Linked DNA regions of Homo sapiens: region 2 is linked to region 1. A link is a loop called in an ENCODE intact Hi-C map of the cell type or tissue named here. Cell type or tissue: endothelial cell of umbilical vein. All regions are shown on one strand.

Evidence for each region. Hi-C counts contacts between places; a loop is a spot of excess contacts. Peaks named below come from ENCODE experiments on the same cell type or tissue, not always from the same donor. Only the 100,000 strongest peaks of a DNase experiment are listed, where the experiment ranks them.
Region 2: a loop joins it to region 1, with 2.5 times the contacts of the local background. A loop is called at or near these places in 4 of 110 quality-filtered maps.

The regions. Positions count from the first base shown.
Region 1 is chr2:168,682,080-168,690,079 of GRCh38, reverse strand. The region is part of intron 4 of CERS6 (ceramide synthase 6); the gene reads right to left. Among named protein-coding and RNA genes, the nearest start is that of CERS6-AS1, 100 kb to the left of the region's middle. In endothelial cell of umbilical vein, no CTCF peak of the experiment used is centred here; DNase peaks (open chromatin) are centred at 2,539, 3,409 and 3,959; H3K27ac peaks cover 2,120 bases.
Region 2 is chr2:168,754,959-168,762,958 of GRCh38, reverse strand. The region is part of intron 8 of CERS6 (ceramide synthase 6); the gene reads right to left. Among named protein-coding and RNA genes, the nearest start is that of CERS6-AS1, 27 kb to the left of the region's middle. In endothelial cell of umbilical vein, a CTCF peak has its summit at 3,532 (motif pointing right); DNase peaks (open chromatin) are centred at 3,568 and 5,578; H3K27ac peaks cover 206 bases.

The DNA.
Region 1 (8,000 bases):
CCTCCTACACATATTAACTCATTTAATCCTTATAGTAGCTACTAGTATTTTTCTTATTTTATAGATAGGTAAATGGAGGCCCCGAGTCTGTGAATAACTACCTAGGTTCAATAGCTAGGCAGTGCCAAAGTTGAAAATCAAACTCAGACTCTCTGGTCCCAAACCCAAACATAACCACTGTGCACCCTGTCTCTGAGTCTGATCAAACTAAACCCAATCTCAAGGTAGGGAGCCAGATTCCTGTACAAAGCCATGCACTGCCCTAAACCTAACTATGTTCCAGAATCTTTACATTTCCCTTTCATTCAAGCACTATTCATTTTCTTTCCGAGATCTTAATTAGGCTCCTGATTTTGCCTTTTGCTCCCTGTTCAACACTGTCTGTATCATGTAATTTCACTGCAGTTAACTTCCTCAGTGTCTGAGTTGTCTGTCTCCTCCATTTCTCTCATCTATAACATCAATGTTCATTATTGACCTCACAGAGTGATTGTGAAGATCAAATGAGAGCGTGTGCATAAAACTACTTGGGAGGCTTACTGTGTTTTTATAGTTCAGTCAGCAATATGTGTCCATTGAGGAAGATGTAAAAAATAAAGAATAAAAAATAAAAATAATTTAAATTTTCATCACCATTAACATTTTGATGTATAGCCCATTTTTGGTCTTTTGTCCCTATGTAATATAAACATGATACAGATCAATTTACTTTTAAATACCCATATATATGCAGGTTTTAAAAAATGTGGGTACAACACAGCAACATCTATTTTAAAGTACAAATGTTAGTTATTGCCGTTCTCTCTGATAAAGTTGATTATCTCCTCAACTGAAAGTCCTTGAAGGAAAGTTAAGTCATATGCATGTTTATCCTCTCACCATAGACTTCCAAGTTCACAGTTCAGCACTCATCTACTGAATGTTAATGAAAAGGAATACAGAATGGAAATGCAAGGCCTCATGTTCATCTAAATTTATCAGTCCCAAGACCATTGGGCATGTGTGTGCTTGCCCCTAAGGATGCAGCAGTCATCTCTGCCACTGTGCCCATCCCTTGCAGTGACAGGCAGGAGGGCAAGGTATAACTCTAAATGATGCAGAAAAATCCGTCGTTCAGAACTTCCCTTCCTTTGTGAGCTTCTTGGCTGATTAGTCTTCTAAAACCCAGGCTTTTCTCTGTGTGCATCAGATGTGCATCCCCTAGATCTGCTTTCATTGCATGCCCGATGCCTGACTGAACTGCAGAAACAGCGTGTAAGTGTCTGCCTCTTTTTGGGCTCCTGTGCACCGGAGGCAGGGGCACAGACCTGGATACCATGAATCTGATGAAGCTACCAGGGCCCAAGTTCAGCTCACAAGTTTTCTGGCCAATCATTTAGGAATATATTCTTTCATACAGAATGCATGTTCACATATACCCCTCACTCTGACAACGTCAGGTATTAATATCACCTTCCATATGCACAGTACATTTTTCTAGGATCTTAAATTAAGTTATACCCCCCAAACACTGTGAGACAGTGGAACAAATATCTTTCCCAATTTATAGATAAGAAAACCGAAGTCCATGAGTTGATTCTCCTGATTTCTTATAGCTCAACACTGGTGTATGAATCTGGATTGGCTGTTTATAATTTGGGCATAACTTCTTTTTTTTTTTTTTTGAGACGGAGTCTCACTTTGTCGCCAGGCTGGAGTATAGTGGCGCGACCTCTGCCTCCTGCGTTCAAATGATTCTCCTGCCTCCATTGATAAAAAATTTTCCAGTTTTTTAGAATCATTTCCACATTCATTTGATGTCAAAATCCATATATTCTATCACACAAATTATAGGACAGTAATGTAATTAAGAACTTAAAAAGATGAAATATTTAGACATCATAGAGGAATGGTGATTAAAAATACACTAAAACCCCTCAATTTAGAAAGTTAAGCCCTAACTAATAATAAAAGCTCTGTACCTAGGAGGTTGCATGGCAATTCAAGCACATTCTCCAGAAACAGAATGCCTTTTTCACATGACGTTACAGCATCAAGGAAGTTTATCAAGGTTGGAAAATCTGAAGCCAAATTTTGGGTCAGTCATTGTGGCTCACACCTGCAATTCCAACACTTTGGGAAGATGAGGTGGGAGAACTGCTTGAGCCCAGGAGCTCAAGACCGGCCTGGGCAACACAGTGGGACCTCATCTCTACAAATAATATGAAAACTAGCTAGGCACGGTGGCATATGCCTATAGTCCCAGCTACTCAGGAGGCTGAGGTAGGAAGATTGCTTGAGCCTGGTGGGGGCCAAGGCTGCAATAAGCCATGATTGTGCCAGGCATTCCAGCCTGAGCAACAGAGTGAGACCCTGTCTCAGAAAATAAATGTTGTTCTTATAACCTATGATTCACATTATTCCTTCTCACACATGTACACTTAAATCATGTTATAAAACATTTCACAGATTTAAAGTATTTTACACGTGTCATCTCATTTAATTCTGACAACATTGTAAGCAATCAAGATAATGTCACCAGCAGAGGCCAGCAGACGCCATTAAAGATTTATAAAAGAACATGCCAGCTCAGAGCTTCACCAACTGTTAAAATGCAGGCTGAGGTCTGGGCTTGGGGATGAAATTCTGCATCTCTAAAGCTCCCAGTTGATACTCATGCTATTAGGCCACGGACCACACTTTGCAAGTAGTAAGGTACTAGGGAAAAGTAAGAAGGCTGATTCCATCTTTTTGGTATTTACCATGTATCAGGCAGCTTGCTAAATACTTTGTTAAGATATTTCACAATTCAATATAGATAAATGAATTAATGAATTATTTCTAATCTTTGCGAGAATCATTTGAAGCAGAAGAACCACTGCTAGTAAAGCAATAGCTAAAGATAAGCTTCTCATCCAGCCTCCTTGGCTAGTACAATTCTGGTGGGAAGCTCTGGTGGAAGCAAAGTTTGTGTGTGTCACTTGGGGACGGTGCCCCTAAAAGGTCAGTGTGAATGAGTTCCTCTCACCCTTTCTCCATTCCTATTGAAGGGAGATAATGAAAACTGAAGCAGTCACCACTGGCCCTGAAATGGAAGTTTCTATGGAGTCTGGTATCAGAAGTCTCCCACCAGCCCTGATCTGCTTCCCTCTGGATTGTATGTATGAGATAAATAAATTCCTATCATTTCTCTCATATCTAAGCTAGTGTGTTTTGCTTTACTTTTATATACAGTAGCTTAGCCTGTATTCTAATATTAATACATGCATCAAGGTAAGTATCAATTATTTTGTAGACAGTCTCAGAGAGGAACCGTAATTAATTAAAGGCTACACAGCTGATAAGTAGAGAAAGTGGAAATCAAACCTAGGCCAGCTGGGCTCTTCCACTGTGCCTTCCGCTGGGTACTCTGGGTGACGAAGAATGAGTAATGAAAGAAAAACATCACAGGCATTTGGAATAGATTCCCCCAAATGAGCTATTACCTAGAAACACTGAATTTTAGGTTTAGAAAGGACCTCCAAATCCTGTAATCTACAGAACAATCCACAGGTCCAGATGGGTAACCAGTTCTTACTGTTACATAACTCAATGATTATCTCACTGACAAGATCCCTTAGGCTTCCTTCCTTAATTTTTTTTTTTTTTTGCCTTGGTTAACAGAAATTGCGTCTTTTTATTTATTCATTTATTTATTTTTTGCATCTGCCCTAATCACTAACATGACTGTATTTGAAGATAAGGCCTTTGGAAGGTAATTAACATAAAACGAGGTCATAAGGTTAGAGTCTTAAACCAATAGGGTTGGTGGCGTTACAAGGAGAGGAAGAGGAAGAGAGAGATTTCTCCCTCTCCACGCGCGTGCTCAGAGGGAAGACCAAGTGAAGACCGCAGTGAGAAGGTTGCTCTCTGCATACTAGGAAGAGTGCCCTCACTAGACGCCAATCCTTACCAGACCTTATCTGCAACTTCCAGCCTCCAGAACGATGAGAAATTTCCGTTGCTCAAGCCATCTAGTATGCGGTATTTTGTTACAGCAGTCTGAGCTGACTAACAGCATCATAAGAGAACTCCTCATAAATGGTGCTTATTAGCTATTAAATTACACGTCAACTAATTTCAATTTAAGAAGACTTATAAAATGTCTGAATAACACTAAGACAGGCCATATCACAGTGGATGAGAAATTACCTCTAACTCTCTCAATCTAAGCCACAATGTATAACGGGATTTTTCATTAGCTTATGTGCCTCTTCTCCCAGAGGCATCAATTGAGACATAACTCAGCAGCAAGCATATCCATCAGTAACATTCCCTTGGGAGGCATCTGTGGCTGTTCTTACCCTGAGCAAACCTGATCCTGGCACCAGGATAGGAGCCAGAAGCGCTGGTGCAAGTCAAGCCTTCATCGACATTTTGACCACACACGTAAGAATCGAGTGCAATTTATTCTATGATTTTTTTTTAAGAGAAGGGTAAAGAAGCATCTTTAAGTGTCAGTAAATCTGCTCTTTCATCCAGTATCTTCTTTTATTGGCTGCATTACAGAGGTTTCATTGTCAACAGAAGTCAGAAAAACAGATAAGGTCTGATACTTTACTTTACCATCTGCAATTATCATGTTAGTGAAAGCCTAAAGAGATAGCGATTTTGAAGCAAGGACCAGAGAAAAGGATATCTGATTAACCAGGCAAGTGGTCAATGGTTAAATAGAAACATAAATCACATACATACATACATGTGCTTTTCTCCCTCCAAGAACCAGTAGGCATCTGCAGCTGAATAAACAGTAGTTTCTTTGAATTAATAACTATTTTGATTTAAGAAAAGAACAAGAATCATAAAACATATTAAACACATTTTGTTGCCTCATCAAAGATGTAAAAGGTGTGTGGGTATTTACTCGAAATCAGCATCTTGAGGCAAATTTCATCTTTTGCTATTTCCGTGAAAACTCTTACCTAGCTTTCACAAAGCCCAGCTGATGCAACTAGGAGTCAAGGAATATAGTCTAACAGACATTTGTTCTCTATGTAGTTGGATTATGTTTAAAAATACCAAAAACCTAGATTCTTAAACTACTTTGACACTACTTTCACTAAAACTACTCTGAGAAAACACTCACTGAGTTATATTTAAACCTTATGCCTTTTGCTTACATTGAGGATTTACTCTAAGAAAAAAAACATAAGAAAAATGCTTCCATGAATTTATACTGGAAACGTTTACCCTAAGTCCAATGTCTAAGTTCCACAGGACATTTTTGCTTCAAAATTTAGTCCAAGGCAGGAGGAAATACTTCCTTTCTGTTAATGCTTAGCATGTTTCTTTGTGCCAAGTGATAATTATGTTTCCCCATTGTTATTAATACTTTTCCACCCTGGTTTTGAGAAGCTGAGATCTAATTGTAAAGCTCAGTCATAGCAAGTGTGATCTGTGATTGCCTCTCAACATCTTTGCTTATTTCTCTTTTCATGTGTAATTTTAAATGTTCAATATCTATATTAATTTGTTACCTAAATATTGAAGATTCTTTTAAGAAACTGTGTTATTAATTTAAATGAATATAAATCAAATCAATTTGAGATGATAATCTACAATTTTAATTAGATACACATTATAAAATAACTCGGAAGACAAAGAAATATTTCATATTTTGTGACTTTACAAAGATATAAATAAATTGTGTTTGGGATGAAAAGAATGAAGCCAGAAGTCTCTCAGCTTGAAGAAACTCCTGATTAGTGGTGAGCAGCCGAGAGCACTCCCAGAATGCAAGAGGTGTCCCTTCCTCCTTTCCTGGGACAGTAGACATGTGACTATAAATCTACCAAGCACAGCAGTAACCCCTCCCTAGAGGCCTGTGGCATCTGCATTAGCCTTGAAAGTTCTCCTGATGTGGAAATGTAATTTGGACTTGACCCCCTGGCATTACATAAAGAGTCCTTCATATTGATCAGGCTTTAAAAAGGATACTAGTCCTCTAGACCTGGTCTAGCATGTGCCTTTACCACATTCTGCAATCAATTTAGTAAGTAACTTTCAGATCTGTGAAGTATATATAGGTAGAAAGAGTTTTTTGGAGATGGGCACTCAGGTCACAGGATTTCCAAGAGGGTTCTATCATAGAAACAAGCAGATGGAAAACGTGAGTGGCATTTCCATGGCTTCTTAAGCCTTTCAGCCAATAGTTCTCAACTTCTGCCTCTTTTCAGCTGAGGGTCTCCACACACATCTAACAGTCACCGTGGTACACTATGCACACTACAGCTCAGGGTAAGAACGCTGTGATTCTCAAGAGTCTGGGGATATGGCGCTTGAAAGACCACCTCTCTGATGTGGACTCTCCTCTACACCCAGCAAGAATCACTGCAAAGTAAAAGAGACCAATCAATTCCATGTTTAGAACAGGAATTAGGGAGAAAGAGACCAGGTATAGAAAAGAAAAGATGAATGACAAAGAGGTAGAAAGACCTAGAGGGAGGGAAACGGTGAGAATGTCAACACACGGGGAGAGAGATGTGCAGGCCAATGTAGAATCTGACAATGAAGCCAGTGACAGTGGCTATTAAGAAGCACAAAATTAGTCAAAAAACATTTTAGAGAAATGATTGACAACAGATAAAGGATTACTATTTCTAATATGTAAAGAGTTCATAAAAAGTGATTAAAACATTTAAATATCCAATGAGAAAAATGGGAAGAAGATACAAACAGGCAACACATCAAACAAAAATATGTGACCAAAAGCACATGTAAAAATTACAGATTAAAGCTAGACAGAATTTTTTATCTGAGAGTCTGACAAATATTTAAAAAGGTTCATACCCAAAGGTCACTTATATACTTACAGGAAAACCAATACTCTGCAAACTGGAATAACCTTTCTAAAGGGTAATTTGGTAACATATATCAAGAGTCTTTAAAATGTACATATCTTTGACCCAGCATTTATTGTAAAAAATTAACTAGATCCATATATAAAGGTACTGATACATAGATATCTATTATAATTCTATTTACAATAAAAATTAAAAACATATCCTTGACTTAGCATTTATTATTTAAAAATAATTAACTAGACCCATATGTAGAGGAATTTATACATAGATATCCATTATAATTCTTTTTATAACAAAAATTAAGATAAATCGGATTGTTCAATAATACAGGGTTGACGTTTTCTTAATTTGGGATTCTCTAGAAAGAGTCACTGAGATAAAGACCCGGATGTAAGCTGCTTTGGAGAAAGTAAGATAGACAAAGGAGAAAAACCAACACAATTTTCAGGAATGAGCTGGTTACTGCTGCAGGCAACTGCATGGGGAGCCCCTGCAGAACCACATAGCATGGATCTTGTAACTGTCTCAACACAGGACAGGGATGCCGCAGCATTTATCCACCAACTCCCACCCCCCATTGTGAGAGTTGTAGTATTAACTCCCCCATTTTTCTAGGTTGTGTCTTCCTGTGTCTAGATGACCTCTGCAGCTCTGGAGAAAGAGCAGAAATATGGCCCAGCTTGTATGTCATGTGGCATACTGTCAAGGGTGCATGCAACTGCTCACTACCGCTATGCTAAAACCAGATGAGCTACGGAAATGTTAACAGGCACATTCATATTTTAAGTTAAGATCCGGTTACAAGAAGGTATACAGTGTACTTTACGTTTAAAGTAGATATATATTTAGACACACACACTAAAAATGCCTGGCAATATATTTACCCAAAATTGCTTAGTGGTAATCTCTGAGTAATAATTATTTCAGGGGATTTTTATTTTTTCTTATGTTCATATATTAACTATTAAATTACATATTGTCATAGCTATAATTTTTCCGCAATGAACAAGTCTTATCTGGATAATAAAAAGTCAAGTTTATGTAGTTTTAACAGGTCTTATTTCAAAAAACACACGGGCAAACTAAAAATAGAACTACCATATGATCCAGCAACCCAACTACCGGTTATATATCCAAAGGAGAGAAAATCAGTATGTCAAAGAGATATCTGCATTCCCA
Region 2 (8,000 bases), 73 kb before region 1:
GGTTACAGTGAAGCTATGATTGTGCCACTGCACTCCAGCCTGGGCGACAAGAGTGAGAGACCTTGTCTCAAAAAAATAAAGGAAAAAGGACAATGAAAAATAAAATAGACAAATAGGTTCTTCCCCACCCCCGATTTCTGCAACTCCTATTTATAGACTAGAATGAGACTAACAGTTTGTCTTCAACCCTGCCATAGTAGTTGTCTTTAAAGAGTAATACATAATACACATATGTTAAAATTCTAAAAACAATAGGATAGAGTTTAATGATTTGAATTTTACAAGTCATTAAAAGAATAATACCTCATGAAATAGTTGTATTCACTCTGGGGAAGGGGGAAAATATTAGGAAATCTATTAATATATTATATACATAGGCCAAATTGGTATAAATGGAATGATTTCAACAGCATCAAAGACATTTGGTAATGTTTAATTCCTCATTATTGATGTTTAACAATTAGAATACAAAGGACTTAGTATGATTTTTGTAACCCTTTCAAATCAGCATATTAATAAACACCAGAGTTACTTCCTTTAAAATCAGGAAAACCACGGAAAGCCAGTATAACCATTATTATTTAACACTATTCTGGAAGCTCCAGCCATTGAGCATGGCAGGGAGTCAGAGACTTAATTTCAAATACATAGACATAAAATATCTATAAGTATTTTAAAAACAGCAAACAACCAAAATGTCCCATAACAGGAAACATTAAAAATTAAAAAATTAGTTTTCATTCTTATTCCAGAAACTATTTTTTTTTGCATTTTAAAAATTTATTTACTATAATTTAAGTTCTGGGATACATATGCAGAATGTGCAGGTTTGTAACACAGGTATACATGTGCCATGGTGGTTTGCTGCACTCATTCACCCGTCATCCAGGTTTTAAGCCCCACATGTACTAGGTATTTGTCCTAATGCTCTCCTTCCTTTGCCCCTGACCCCCTGACAGGCCCCAGTGTGTGATGTTCCCCTCCCTGTGTCCCTGTGTTCTCATTGTTCAACTCCCACTTATGAGTGAGAACATGTGGTGCTTGGTTTTCCAGAAATTATTAATAAATATTTATTAATAAATACAAGTAATTTGTAAAAATGACTAAATTAGGATAATGCCTATATTCCTGCCTTGTTTATTATCCGAAGAAGCAGTTATCTCTTTAAACATCAGTTTGCAGGCCAGGGGGACAACAAGGCTCAACTCTGTGGTGGTGTGGGAGGACTCACACACCTTACACTTTTCTATCTCCAGCACCCTGCAAGACACCTGGAAGTAACATGCTGGCTAGACACGTTTGTTGATTGACCACGTGTTTGCTAATCCAACAATCCAATAAATATGAAGAAGAAAGCTCTGGAATAATAAGAATAATTTTATTTCAAAACTAGCTCTGCTTCTTGACATACTACACATATTGATATTCAGAGAAACTTTAGTTCCCTTTGAACAGAAAGAGGTTCTGTGTAAATAGCAACAATGACTGCATTATGCCATTCATTATAAGTTAACCTTTGCTGGATTATAGACTGAGAAGCTTTCTCGCCATTGTGATGCTAGGACTGATGCTACCGCTTGGCTTAATTTGAACAGGATGTCAGAACAGTCGTTGGCGACATGGCATTCACATTAATTTCTGAAACACTGCATCAGGATTTATAGGCTTTGCCATGACAATCAGTGGCACCTCTGATTACTTTTGAGATGCTGCTCAAAAGTAATGGGATTTTCTTTGAAAATCGACTTGGCTTCCTGTAGAGACACTTGAGAAAATACAATCAGTGCACCAAACGGATATATCTCTCAGTGAGAAGCATGGTAAGAAAAACAATATAGTAGGAATTTATACTAGGGAACAGAGAGAACATATGACACCTGGACTCTAATAAACAGTAAACCCGGCCGGGCGCGGTGGCTCACGCCTATAATCCCAGCACTTTGGGAGGCCGAGGCGGGCGGATCACGAGGTCAGGAGATCGAGACCATCCTGGCTAACACAGTGAAACCCCGTCTCTACTAAAAACACACAAAAAATTAGCCGGGCGTGGTGGCGGGCGCCTGTAGTCCCAGCTACGCGGGAGGCTGAGGCAGGAGAATGGCGTGAACCCGGGAGGCGGAGCTTGCAGTGAGCCGAGATCGCGCCACTGCACTCCAGCCTGGGCGACAGAGCAAGACTCCGTCTCAAAAAAATAAATAAATAAATAAATAAATAAATAAACAAACAGTAAACCCAGGAAAGAGCCTTTGTTTGGCCCAAGAATGTTACAATTGAGGAAACTGTTCTTTTTTTGGGCAAACTATTAAAATGGTGACTATAGAATCTTATTTCTGGGAGGTACTTCAGGAGTATGTACTTTAATGATGCCATCATGAACCTATGGTGACAGAGTTCAGGACAGTGGTTGTGATAGTTAATACTGAGTGTCAACTTGATTGGATTGAAGGATGCAAAGTATTTATCCTGGGTCTGTGAGGGTATTGCCAAAGGAGATTAACATTTGACAGCGGGCTGAGGAAGGCTGACCCACCCTTAATCTGGTGGGCACAATCTAATCAGCTGCCGGCAAATATAAAGCAGGCAGAAACATGGGAAACGCGAGACTGGCCTAGTCTCCCAGCCCACATCTTTCTCCCGTGCTGGATGCTTCTTGTCCTCAAACATCAGACTCCGAGTTCTTCAGTTTTGAGACTCGGACTGGCTCTCCTTGCTCCTCAAGCTTGCAGCCAGCCTACTGTGGGACCTTGTGATCGTGTAAGTTAATACTTAATAAACTCCTGTATATACCTCCTATTAGTTCTGTCTCTCTAGGGAATCCTGACTAATACAGTGGTTGTCTTTGAGGGAGGACTGACTGGGGTTGGGGGGATCTGAGGGAGGCTGGACACTTCTGTATCTTGATCTGGGTGATGATCACGTGGGTTATACATACATACAAATTTATCGAGCCATATACTAAAGATTTTTTGCACTATATTGTATATAGGAATTATACGCCAATAAAATAAAATGGAAGACAGTACCCTGTGGGCCAAACAAAACACATATGTACAAAAAAAAACACACACAACGTACAGCTTTTGGCTTTAATAATTACTATAATATCAGGGTTCTCCTTAGATGCTTAGATGCAAAGGGGTATGGCCTTAAGTATCTTATTTAAGACTACTTTGTTTTTGCTTCACAAAAACAGTTGTAAACTGTTCTGCATAAATGTGTTTATCCCCCACACACATAATAAAGAACTGTATAATAGTTCTATGATAATCAAAGTTAAGATAAAGAACCCATAAAAGGTAAGAATGAGCTAAAGTAAGTACAGGGCATGGCCAAATTAAATCTTATGATTCATTAAAATCACCCACCAAGGCTAAGCAATTGGGGTGGTCACAGATGAATTTGTATTCAACCTATGGCTTCTAAGAAAATAAATTCTTTTCTTTCCAAATAATAGCATCGAACCTCTACTGTTGTCTAATGGAGAGTATAGAGGCAGAAGGGACCTGAGACCATTTTTCTTTTCATTCATGTTAGGCTCACTTAACCACTAGATGGCATATCATGCATGAACAGTACATACTCACGCGGGTTTGTTCTGCCCAAACCTTTTGCCAAGGGTGAGTCCCAGTACAGAAAACACTTGATCTACAGGTTATACCCCTCATTCTAAAAATCCCATCAAATGAATGGGCATCCCATCAAATGAATGAAGAGGCATCAGTCTGACCTTTTTTCATCCTGCATTTGACAGAAATGCACCTACAGGGCAAAGCTGTGCTCCATGCATTTCACTGCTGATGCCCTGATACACCTGTGACCACCCCAATATCTTAGCCTTGGTGGGTGATTTTAATGAATCTAAGATTTAATTTGGCCATGCCCTGTAGTTACTTCAGCTCATTCTTATCTTTTATGGGTTCTTCATCTTAACTTTGATCATCATAGACATAAGGGATATGTGTGTGTGGGATGCATACATTCATGCAGAACAGTTCACAATCTTTTTTTTTGTGAGGCAAACACAAGGGAGTCTTAAAGAAGATACTTAAGGCCGTACCGATTCGCATTCTAAGCATCACTGTGACTTAAAGCATTATGCTTTACCCTGCAACCTGAGGACTGCAGTCTCATAATGTCACAGAGCGCAGTGTAAAAAGACCTTCACTGGCATCTTACTCCAAAAAACCTACCTCCAATGCTCAATTTCCCCATTCTCATGCGACTTCCAAGTAAGAGTTTAAATCCATTCTCCGTAATATGTAAAATTAGATGAACATTCTTTCAGACCTGTACATCTTAAATACTCCAGTGACATATAGGCAGCAGCACATAATGGTAATAAGACGATAACAATGGCCCAGGTGATCTTACCGTATGAATGGGTTACAGGTGCATGTTTTTGATGATACCATGGCCCTTGGCCATGTCAAGTAACCGCAAATTTGCCTCCGCCGCTCCTCCCCTACCTTAACCAAAGAGTTCTATCTGAGCCTTGGGTTGTATGTTTTTGGAATGATCTCTAAAAAAACCCACAATAATAATTAGACCCAAGTCAAATATCCAGAGCCAAGATTTCTTCTCTAAGGAACAGAGTCAGGGCTTCACTTTAAGGAGTGCTACAGAATGTCAGTGACGATACCTTGAAAAGTAAAATGAACTTTGTGGTCAAAATTAGGGTGTGGTTTACTTCAGAGCTTTTGAATGGTCTTGACTTTGCTTTCCCAGACAGACCTCAGTGTATTTCATGATGTGCGTTTCTCTGGCATGGATGTTCATTTGACCTACACAAAACATAAATGAAAGTAGATTCTACCTAAGATGACTAATCTGCTAGCACGTTTTGTCCATTTTAAAGTAGATGCTGATAGAAATGCATTTAAAATTCACTCCGAACAAAAAAAGTGGGCATTTAAAACCTGAAAGTCGGGTAATTAAGTCATGATTACAAGCAACCCTCGTTGTGCTGGTTTTCCTAAGGTAATAAAAGCTCCAGGCTTAAATAACATCTTGGTCAACATCAAGGCTATTACAAGGCTGAGAACGATGTTTCCAATTTCCTTCCTTTTAACAAGACTGCACCCCGGCTGTAGCTTACATTCTCCACAATACTGGTGTTGATATCAAGTTCCCAGTTTTGGGAGGACAGCTTCTGGGTAGCTTGCGGCATGGGTGCCTAATTATTAGTCACTAATCTATTAATCTGTAGCAAACATGGAAGTTACTATTTTCTTAATTTTTTTGTAGAGACAGGGTCTCACTAAGTTGCCCAGGCTGGTCTTGCACTCCTGAGCTCAAGTGATTCTCCCACCTTGGCCTCCTAAAGTGTTGGGATTACAGGCATGAGCCACCATGCCTGGCCAGAAGTCATTTCTTTATCCCTGGACAGGAATCTGAACTTGAACATGGACAAATAATCTCTCTTTCATTTAGCAGTGCACGTTATAGTTCTATCTGTATTCTTAGCCAACAGGACATGGGGCCAGTGAATTTATTTTTACTTTTAGGTCATAGCCAGGCCAGACTTAGGAACTGGTCTCTTATCACAGGAAGTTTGTAATTGGTGACTTCCTGGCTGGGGCAGATGTTTTTTTTTTTTTTTTTCCTCCAAAAGTAGTTGCTGCCCTATTTGCTGTATGTCTGCCTGCATTCTTAATTCTGCCACTGCCTGGTCTACTTACCTACGCTCCTGACCTCCCAATCTGAGTCCTTCCAGGCAAGGCTGTGTCCTTCGGGATGTATCCTGATTCCAACATGCTTGTTTTCAGCCCTCTAGTTAGCTCTTTGTTGCCTATGTGTACATAAGAGAGACTTTTGCTTGGTTCTCTATAACGTCTCTTCCTTGAGTAATTACTACGTGTTAAGCACTGTGCCAAATATGTTACATATATTGCTTCATTTTGCCCATTCAACATCTCTGTAAGATCCTCATATAGCAACATTAATACTAGTTAATACTTATTGAACATTAACTATGTGTTAGGAACTGCGCTTAGGTTTTGTATGTTAACTCATTTAATTCTCATGAAATAAAGCCTATGGGATAACTTCTATTTCTTTTTTTTCCACAGTGTGTCCTGTTATTATCCCTATTTTTCATATGAGGACATGGAAGCACAGGGATGTAAATAACATTCCCCAAGTCAGATCGCGTTGGTGGGGGACACTGAGACTTGAAGCTACCTGTCTGCTGGTCTAGGCTGTCAGGCTCTCCCATCCCTTTCTCCGTTCTTCACCCAGGCTTATGCTCAGAGCCGATCCGTCCCCACATTATGATGGAGGACACACATCAATATCTCTGTTCAGCATTTCTGCAGATCTTTCCCTTTGGCCTGTAATTCCCTGCAATGTGTTATCCCTTGGGCTCATAAGCTGGTTTCTGGTAGCCATATGCCAGGCCCTGCCTGCTTAAATAACCCATTTGGTTTTATTTATGTGGTTTCCCCACTTTGGCCCACCCCACTTGACCCTTAAATCCCAACAGAATTGTCTCCATTACTGAAAATTATATAATTCCTTTCATTACTACTTTGTCATGTACACAAAATATTCAAGACACAAAACCAAAGATCTTTTTAAATTCAACTGGGAAATGGGAGTGCCAGCCCTGTGCCCTTTTCTTTGCTTTTCTCTTTGAAAGGACTGAGGCAGATGTGTATCTCTAAATATCCCCTACTTTAAGAAAAGGATAGATAAGGCTGACTCCTGCTAGGCAGGTAGAAACCTAAGAAAGACTGAGATTCCAGGGACTTACTTTTCCAGTTTTCTAAAAGAGTATAAAACCAGCCTCCCATCCTCATAGAGGCAGGATGGCAGAAATGGCTCTGAAACCTCCCTACATTTGTGTGCTCCTCCCTGAAGGGCTAGGTTTGCTCATTTCCATTGTAGGATCACTCCTAGCAAGGCCAATGGCAGGCCAAGTGCTCCTGGGCCCAAGTGGGGAATGCTGTCAGATTACCATGGGCTTCCTTACCTTTTTCTCCTTTTCCCCTTCCCTTAGAGATTTCAATGGTATGTTTTGCAGAGGTGAGAAAAACAGAGACCAAACACATACCAATGTGAGGCTCTGGTTGTGAGATTGTTTTAGCTTCAAAGTTTCTGGGTCTAATCAATTAACTCAGTTAAAGTAGAAAATCTTGGTCATTCTGATAATTCACTGAACTCATCTCTGAGGGACTCCACTGACAAGTAGAGAGGGAATTGCTAGCTGCCTGGCAGAAGGAGCCTGTTTACAGGATGGCTATTTACAGCAGAAACACAGAAAGGCTGCTATAGTTACCTGCTTCTTGGGAATAGCTTCCATTTTGGCTTCCTATTTGGGTAGTTGCTGAGGCTGGGACAATTTGTATTTTCTCATTTTAACAATTTAAATAGCAACCTATGGGTGGGATAGGTTCTTAAGCCAGAGGGGCCTGCAGTGGGGTGGGGGCATGGTTATTGCACTGATCACAGCCCACAGGAGTGATGTGGTTTTGCACATTCCCTAGAGAAGGAAATGAGGCACACAGTATCCATCTTTATGCCTCCATGCTGAGAGTCACACACATGGAGATTTAAAATGAGGATCCCTAGAGATGACTAGAAAGCATGAGTAAAATATGTTCCTAACTAGTCCATTGAAGCATTTAAGAGAGCTAGAGCCATAGTAATATTTCCTTCTGTTTGGAAGATGTTCAAAGACTTCATGTTTATTAGATTCAGTCTCATTATTAACTGTAAAGTTAGCAGATCAGATACAATATCAACTTTTTGGTCAGGAGACCAAGATCCTAAAACAGTATTTAATTATCCAAGGTCACAAGACAGAGGTTTTGTTGTTTCTAACCAAAACATATTATCTTTAGGAATCCCTCTCTCCTTCTTTTAAAATTTACATTAAAACAGAGAACATGGGCTGGGCATGGTGGCTCACGCCTGTAATCCCAGAGCTTTGGGAGGCTGAGGTGGGATCGCGTGAGCCTAGGAGTTCAAGAACACCCTGGGCAACATAGTGGGACCTTGTC